2 separate regions of the Homo sapiens genome follow, and region 1 is linked to region 2. The links are chromatin contacts, found by Hi-C in ENCODE. All regions are on one chromosome and are shown on one strand. Each heading gives the region's core, a stretch centred on a gene start or an enhancer-like site at or near the end of the contact. The rest is flanking DNA. Distances are from core to core; before and after follow the strand shown.

What was found. Hi-C counts contacts between places; a loop is a spot of excess contacts on that map. Pooled maps may share reads with other maps.
Region 1: a pooled map shows a loop between it and region 2 (5-fold over the local background). The contact joins the promoter of TRMT11 here to the enhancer-like site in region 2. A Hi-C loop is called at or near these places in 2 of 168 maps with a recorded cell type or tissue (CD4-positive, alpha-beta memory T cell and naive thymus-derived CD4-positive, alpha-beta T cell) and 8 of 50 pooled maps.

Annotation. Positions count from the first base shown.
Region 1 is chr6:125,984,423-125,988,238 of GRCh38, forward strand. TRMT11 (tRNA methyltransferase 11) reads left to right here and starts at 2,118. Exons shown (of 13, transcript NM_001031712.3): 1 at 2,118-2,200. The coding sequence starts at 2,129. RefSeq lists enhancers at 1,341-2,171, 2,149-2,638, 2,172-3,001.
Region 2 is chr6:125,190,562-125,194,059 of GRCh38, forward strand. The region is part of intron 1 of TPD52L1 (TPD52 like 1); the gene reads left to right. LOC100126584 (a long non-coding RNA gene) reads right to left here. Exons shown (of 4, transcript NR_149043.1): 2 at 48-103. Among named protein-coding and RNA genes, the nearest start is that of TPD52L1, 39 kb to the left of the region's middle. Within about 2 kb of position 1,875, at least 7 of the 41 ENCODE cell types and tissues checked have a DNase peak (open chromatin) inside an H3K27ac peak, as active enhancers do.

The sequences.
Region 1 (3,816 bases), core at 868-3,367, 790 kb after region 2:
GTCTGCCCTAGAAGATGGAACATGGATGGAACTTTGGATCAGTTCCCAGAAGCCAGACTATGAACCTCCTTGCTCCTTACAGTACAAAAAAAAAAAAAAAAAAAAAAAAAGCAAGTCTCTGGATGCAGTTTGATCACCAAATTCCAAAGTCCTTATTCTCCTGCTGCTTCTTAACCACTCTTGTAAGCTCAAGAACTTTGAACAGGTCTGGCTGTGAGTCCCTCAAAGGCAGTTTCACTGATGTCACAGTAGTTCCACACTAACTCTAGTGGCCTGTGCAAGGTTAATCTCTACTTCTCCAGACCAGGTATCCAACAATTTAGATTCATGATGTAAATACTCTCCTGCTGGTTTCTGAGGTGGAGATTTAGTATAGATTTAGTCCTGAACTGTAGCACAAAGGAGCTGGGTGAAAAATCAGTGACACCTGATTCCATTTGGGTTCTCCAGGCCTTGTAGTCTCATTTGTCTCTATATAGCATCATATTAATCCAGGCATGAAAATCAGCAATTCTTTGATATTCTCTATAAAGTTGCCCCATCAAAATTCCATATTAATTTTGCTGAAGATTTGACAAGTTCTGGGGATGGGGCATATCAAGTACTGCACATCATTTCCCCAACATCTCATTGGTTTTCTGTCCCAACCTTGGCCTCTCTTCTCAAATAGTAAACAACTTTTCTTGTCTCAAAGTACTTTTACCCCCTTTTCTGAAGTTTTGGGGTCAAGAGACAGCTATGCTTCTCAGAGTCACTTAGCACAAGTGAACTTGAGACATATTCCTAACAAAAACAGATCTCTTGCTAACAAAAATTCTCATGTGATTTTCTTAAGAAAAATGTCAAGTGCCACTTATTGGCCCCATTCAATATGCCAGATGTTATATTCAACACTTTATGAACATTATTCCACTTAATCCTTGTAACAATCCTTTGCAGGAGGCAGTGTGTTTTTCCATTTTTAAAAGAAAACTCAAGCTCGGAGAGGTTAAGAGCATATACATGGTAAATGGTGGAAGTGAGGTTTGAATCTAATATTGACACCACAGCCTATGTTCTTAATCACTACCACTGCGCATCAACTACGTTTCTGGCACATGCCGCTGGGGATATGCCAGATACATACTCTTTTGCACCTTGTACAATACCACAGAGAAATGCAAAATAAATAATTTTTAATAGGGCAAAGGGCTCGGTACTCTCAAAAGCAGAAATAGCCCAGAGGGAGGGCTTGAGCCCGTAATTCTAGCACTTTGGGAGACTAGGGTAGGAGTATCCCCTGAGACCAGGAGTTCAAGGTTACAGTGAGCTATGATTGCGCCACTGCACTCACCTGGGTGACAGAGCAAGATTGTCTTAAAAAAAAAAAGTCACATATATACATAGAATATGCAATTAAAATATATTTCATAAACTATCTGCTATGAAATCTGTGCCAGTGTGAGCTTTCTCCAAGTTTTAATTTATGGCTGGCTGTGGATTTAGTCCTGAGTCTAACAAATAACACAACCTAATAATTATTGCCTACTTTGAGGAAGATATTCTTTTGGTTTTTGTTAAGAATAGAGTGAACCATAAAAGATTATATCAGACCTCAAGAGTTTATTATAATTGGGTTATAAGGCATGTGCTCTCGAAAAGTTGTTACATAAATACGAAAAATATACTGTTAAATGACTGGCCCAACTAAATCAGTTCCCAAAGCTGTGCTGGTTAGACAAACCTACAAGGAAATGGTGAAATTTCCAAGGAAATGGTGAAATTTCAGTCCAATTTTGAAGAACAGGTTTTGAAGGGCTGTAGAGAAAGCTGGAAGCACACTCCAAGTGGAACGATAACTTGGAAATATACTGTCTTATTATCACAGGCTGCTCCTGAAAGCCACGCGTCCCCGCTCACCAGCTACCAGCGCTGGGAGACCCCTAACCACCAGGCATTCACAGGTGAGGAAGCCCCTCCCACAGCGGCCGGAGTTTCGGACTCGGAGCGCGAGAAACGTCGGGATAGCGCCTGCCTCGCAGAGCTTCCGCTTCCGGCCCTTCAGGCTCTGTCTCTGTGGAGACTGGGCTTTGGGAGGGAGAAAGAGGGACCTAGCGCGGGCCGCGCAGGCGCACGGTGGGCAGCTGCAATGGCGCTGTCGTGTACCCTTAACAGGTATCTGCTCCTCATGGCGCAGGAGCATCTGGAGTTCCGCCTGCCGGTGAGTCCGTAGCGCCCTCCGGAACTTCCGACGGAAGAGGACGCTGGAGTGGAGTGGAGTGGGTGGAGGTGATCTGCATAGCCCGAGGAAGCTGGGATTCGGGGGTCTTCGCTGGTCTGCGCGGGTCACGCGTCCCCAGTCCTCGGGCGGGGTGAGCTTGGCGGAGGGTGTGTGTGAGAGAAGTCCGAGACCAAACCCCTCGGCCTGCTTAAACTTTTCATTCTTTTGCCCGTGTATCAAGTACCGGAGTTAGGCAGGTGAATATGACCGGTCATCTCACTCCCGGAGCTCTTCGTCTAGCGGAGAATAGAGACAGCTAACAAATGCTCAGGCTGGTGTTTGAAGTATTGGAATCTGCGGATCAAGCTCAGTGGAGGGGATGGTGGTGGGGATTAGATGATGGAGAAGTTGAGAAGAGTGTTTTATTTATTCAAGAAACGTTTTCAGAATGCATGTAGTCGAAGATCGGTACGCTGGGCATGTAACGATGATGTAAGCAATCTCTGCCCTCTAGGAGCTTACTGTTTAGAGTAAGGGCTGAGCAGACACATAGGCGTAGAATGACAAAAGAGCGTCGGTAAGTGCAGTGATAGATGCACATGGAAATATGAGAGCACGTGGAAGGGAAATCTAATCTACCTGAGGGGTTGGGGATGTTGGCCTTTAAGAGGGCTTCCAGAGGAGATGACACTTGAAATAAAGGATGAATAGGAGTTAGAGGGCCAAGGAGATAAATCAGTAAATTAGAATTACAAGGTGTTCATTATTACTGGATCACTAGTTATGTGGCAGAGTGGTAAGAAGAGAGCAAGGGAAGTAGATCGAGGCCAGAAAATGAAAACCTTGAGTACCCTGGAGCTTGGAAGGGGGATTTATTGAAAAGCCTTAAGTAAAAAAGTGACCACAAAATTAAATCAGTTTGACAACACTATGGAGGATGGATTTGAAAAGAATAAGACTTGAGCCAGAGACTAGGAGTCTGTGGGAATAGTCTTGTTAATAGATTAAGAAGGTCTGACCTAGGGCAAGGAGTAAGAGGATGGGATAGACTGGGAAAATATTTAGGCCATACAGTCATTAAGGCTGGATTGATTGAATATGTGGGAAAGGGGCACCAGTCAGGTATGACTCCTGGGGTGTATATAGGTAGGAGTGTCTCCATTTAAAATAGAGAACATAGGCAGATGTAAGATTTAAATTTTGTTTACACTGAATTTGATGTGGTTGTGTAACATCAACCTGAGATGACCAAGAGGCGGTGGATATATGAATATGCATAGAGTATGGCAGAGTGATCTGGACTAGTGATAAATATTTGGGAGTCTTCTTCATATGAAAACTAGGAGCGGGGAAGAAATTACTCAAAGGATAAGGTCAAAAGAGTAGCGGGCCAAGTATAGATGCTTGGAAGCATTGATATTAAGGGAAAGTCGGAGGAGGCCATGAAGAAGATGGGCAAGTGCCAGAAGGATGTGAGACCGCAGAAATCAGAAGGGTAAAGTTTTAGGAAGCAGGGACAAATGGATAAATGTCGAATGCAGTTGCTTTTTAGTGAGAAAAGAATGAAAAAGTGTCATTGATAGTCTCAATTAGAAGATAATTAATTGGTGATTTTT
Region 2 (3,498 bases), core at 625-3,124:
TATTATTATTATATTGTAATATATAATGAAATAATTATGCCACTTACCCTAATGTAGTCAGTGGGAGTCCTGAGCTTGTTTTTCTGCATCTAGATGGTCTCATCTGAGGGTGATGGAAGACAGTGACACCATCAGGCATTAGATTTTCATAGGGAGTGAACAACCTAGATCCCTCAATGTGCAGTTTACAATAGGGTTCGCACTCCTTTGAGAATCAAATGCTGCCACTGATCCCACAGGTGGCAGAGCTCAGGCTGTAATGCAAGCAATGGGGAGCCACTGTAAATACAGATGAAGCCTTGCTGGCTTGCCTGCCACTCACCTCCTGCTGTGCGGCCTTGTTCCTAACCGCCTGTATGTAGCCCAGGGGTTGGGGACCCCTGCTTTAGAGTATGTTGTACTGAATATATCATTCTCTGTTGCTACATCAAGGTAACAATGGCACCATCTACTCTTGTTGTCTTGACTCTACATATTAACTATAGTGATTTGTATATCGTGTAACATTATGTGGAATCTTAATATGATTTTAAATTCACTTGTCCTCACAACTACAGTTAACATTTCTCTCTTACATGGAATCATTCCTTGCTGATCTTGGGTTTTCTTTTCTTGCTGTGGAGTTGCGTTGTTGTTTATTTTGTTCCAGCCACGCTTTCTTTATTCTCAGTAATACTCTTAGCCCAATTTCCTGCTGAATGATTTTGCAGAAGAACAAATTGTCCTTTGGCATTTGCACCTGTATGTCGCTCATTGTCCACTTGCTTGATGTGTTTCTGTGAAAGGGGGCAGCTTTTCCTTTTCTAAATGAAGAAGGGAGAGTCCAAACGTTTTTTTCCAGCTCCCATCAAAATATGGACTTAATTCCTTTTCTTTGATTTTGAAAGGAAATGGTGAAGGGATAATGATGTGTTTAAAATTGGGTGAATTGTGTTCTTTCTTCTAACTGAAACAGTGCAGAGGAACCTACCCATTGTGAAATGTTACTTGTGCAGCATTGTAGATGTGCAAGAACGGCAGTGTTTTCTACTTGGCTGGCTATCCTGGCATATAGTTCATCAAAATAGAGAAACAGGGTGCAGACATTCTGAGTGTAAGACCAAATGAACTCTAAGCATGTTTACCTCCCTATCATCTGAGGAGAGAGAGAGCTGGGAGTGAAGGAAGAAGTGAACAACTGTGGAATGTCTCCCTATCCTCAGTGGCCTTCAGATACCTCTGTTTTTTCTCCCCCTCCCTTCTGTTCATTGGGCACTGACATACCTTGTCATTACAAGCTATTATTATTTTTTAACAAGGTAAGTTCAAGAAGAAATGAAAAAGAGCCAGTATTCATACTGTGTAATAGCATATGGACTTTGCTATTCTAAAGCAGAATCTAAGTAGAATCAAAAGATTTGAACAAAATTATGAATGAAGGACCCTGACATATCTACTAAATAGTCACCAGCTTTCACGATAGCTTCTGTAGCATGCCAGGGGGGAAGAAAGCCACGTTCTTTCCTCACTGTTCCCTTAGGGCCTTTGTTGTAGGAGAATAGTGGGAGGGGCTGAGGTTGGCTTTGACTACAAGTGGAAATTTTTGTTTTCCTGATGAGCCTGGCACTCAGGACACTAGACATTTAACTGTAGGTTTATGATTGTCACCCACTCTGCTTTTAATGCCAAGAGTTTCAGAACCCGGCTGACCTGAGCAGAATAAAGTTCTTTGGGTTCAATCTGCAGCAATCAGAATTTTGAGAACAACAACAAAAAAAATCTTTTTTTTTTTTTTATCTGGTGTTGCCTCAGCAGGATCCCCGAATGTACTTGCTGGTAGCTTAGAGCATAGTCTATGCAGGGGAGGAGAAACAGAGTTGCAGCTGTGATGTGACTCATTCATACTATGTTCTTTTAATGGAGAAAAACCTGCAGTGACATCATCTGGCCACCAGGGGTTGTGCTGTTGCCAGAGAGCCCTTGATTTTATCTGCCCGCAAGTCCTGAGGCAGGAAGTAGCACCTTAACAGAGAGCCCCATCTTCATTCCTAAGAAAACCAGCATCAGTTTTTTGTTCCCTTTGTTGACTTTCCAACTAGGGCTGAGCCCGCTTTTCTGAATTAATAAGAACCAAGAAAGAAAAGGGAACATTAGTCGTGGTTCCAAATACCAACCAAGCACTTTGCTGCATACGGTCGGCTTTGGTGGCGGGCCTGAGTCTGCACCCAGATGGACCCATATGGACTCACCTGTCTCACATCTGCACCTGACTTGCACATATACCTTGTTGATAAAGCCCAGTGACAGCTGGATCTATCACAAATGTCCCACCTGATTTCTTGGAAGCTTTGATTAGCATCCATGTCCTCCATGGCAAACATTTAATTATAAGGGCTGGTTGTTGATAATAATCATTGCTAACATCTATTTATTATCCTTATGTGTTAAGCATTGTGCCCAACAGCTTATACAATTTAGTCTCATTTAATCCTCCAAGTAGCTATTTGAGATAGTTACTATTATCTTTCTTTTGCAGATGAGGAAAGTGAAGCATAGAGAAGCTAACTGTGATGACTGGGATCACTCTGCTGATAATTGTGTTGCTAGGACTAGATTCAGGCCCCTCTAACTCTGAAAGCCAACCACTTAAATGATACTTGATTTTCAAGTTGGGGGGATGGAGGCTGTGGCTAAGACCTGTCCCTGGTGGGGTATAGCAGAAGGACTTCGGGGCTTTTTTGTTCAAACTGCTTATGTTTATGTTCTCCTTTCCTTTCCCTCATCCTTTCCTTCTCCCTCTTCTGATATGCTTTCTGGGTAGGGTGGGGTGAGGTGTGTCCGTTGCTGTCACACTGAGTCACTGTTCCTCATGGGTGTGCCATAGCCTTCAGGAGTATTGGGATGGGAAAATAGCTGAGAACCAGTAGACTCAAGAATGGTTGCAAAAGTCCCAAGCAGCTTTTCTGTGAATTATTGCCTTTGGTGCTCTCTCTGTGATGGCAGAACTTCACAGGCCACCACACTGCTGTGGGTGCTGAGGAAGGGCAGAAAATAGCCATATATATGGAAAACATATGCCTGTTACAAATATGAAAATATATACATGAAAAGATACCTATGCAACACACATACAGATGAAAAATATATGCATATATTTTAAAAATATATGAAAAACAAATATATTAATTCATGTGTGTATATATGTCCTCCTCTCCCAATTCCAGCATCAGTGTTGGTAAGAGTGCAAGCTGTTATACATTCATTATGCAACTGGTTTTCACTGAGCAACTGCTAGGAGCCTTGCAGAGTGAGCTGGGGCTTTGGTGGTCATGAAGCCCTGGCCCGGGGCTTCAAGGAGCTCACAACCCAGTGGGTTTTTGCTTTTCTTGAGGCTAACACTGATGGTTCAATTTATAGATCAAGTCTCTTCAATCATAATGATTCAGATAAATAGAGAATTTTGTGGAAAAGTCTTCTGAATAGTTTTTTTTTTTTTTTTTTTTCTAAAAAAACAAAAGG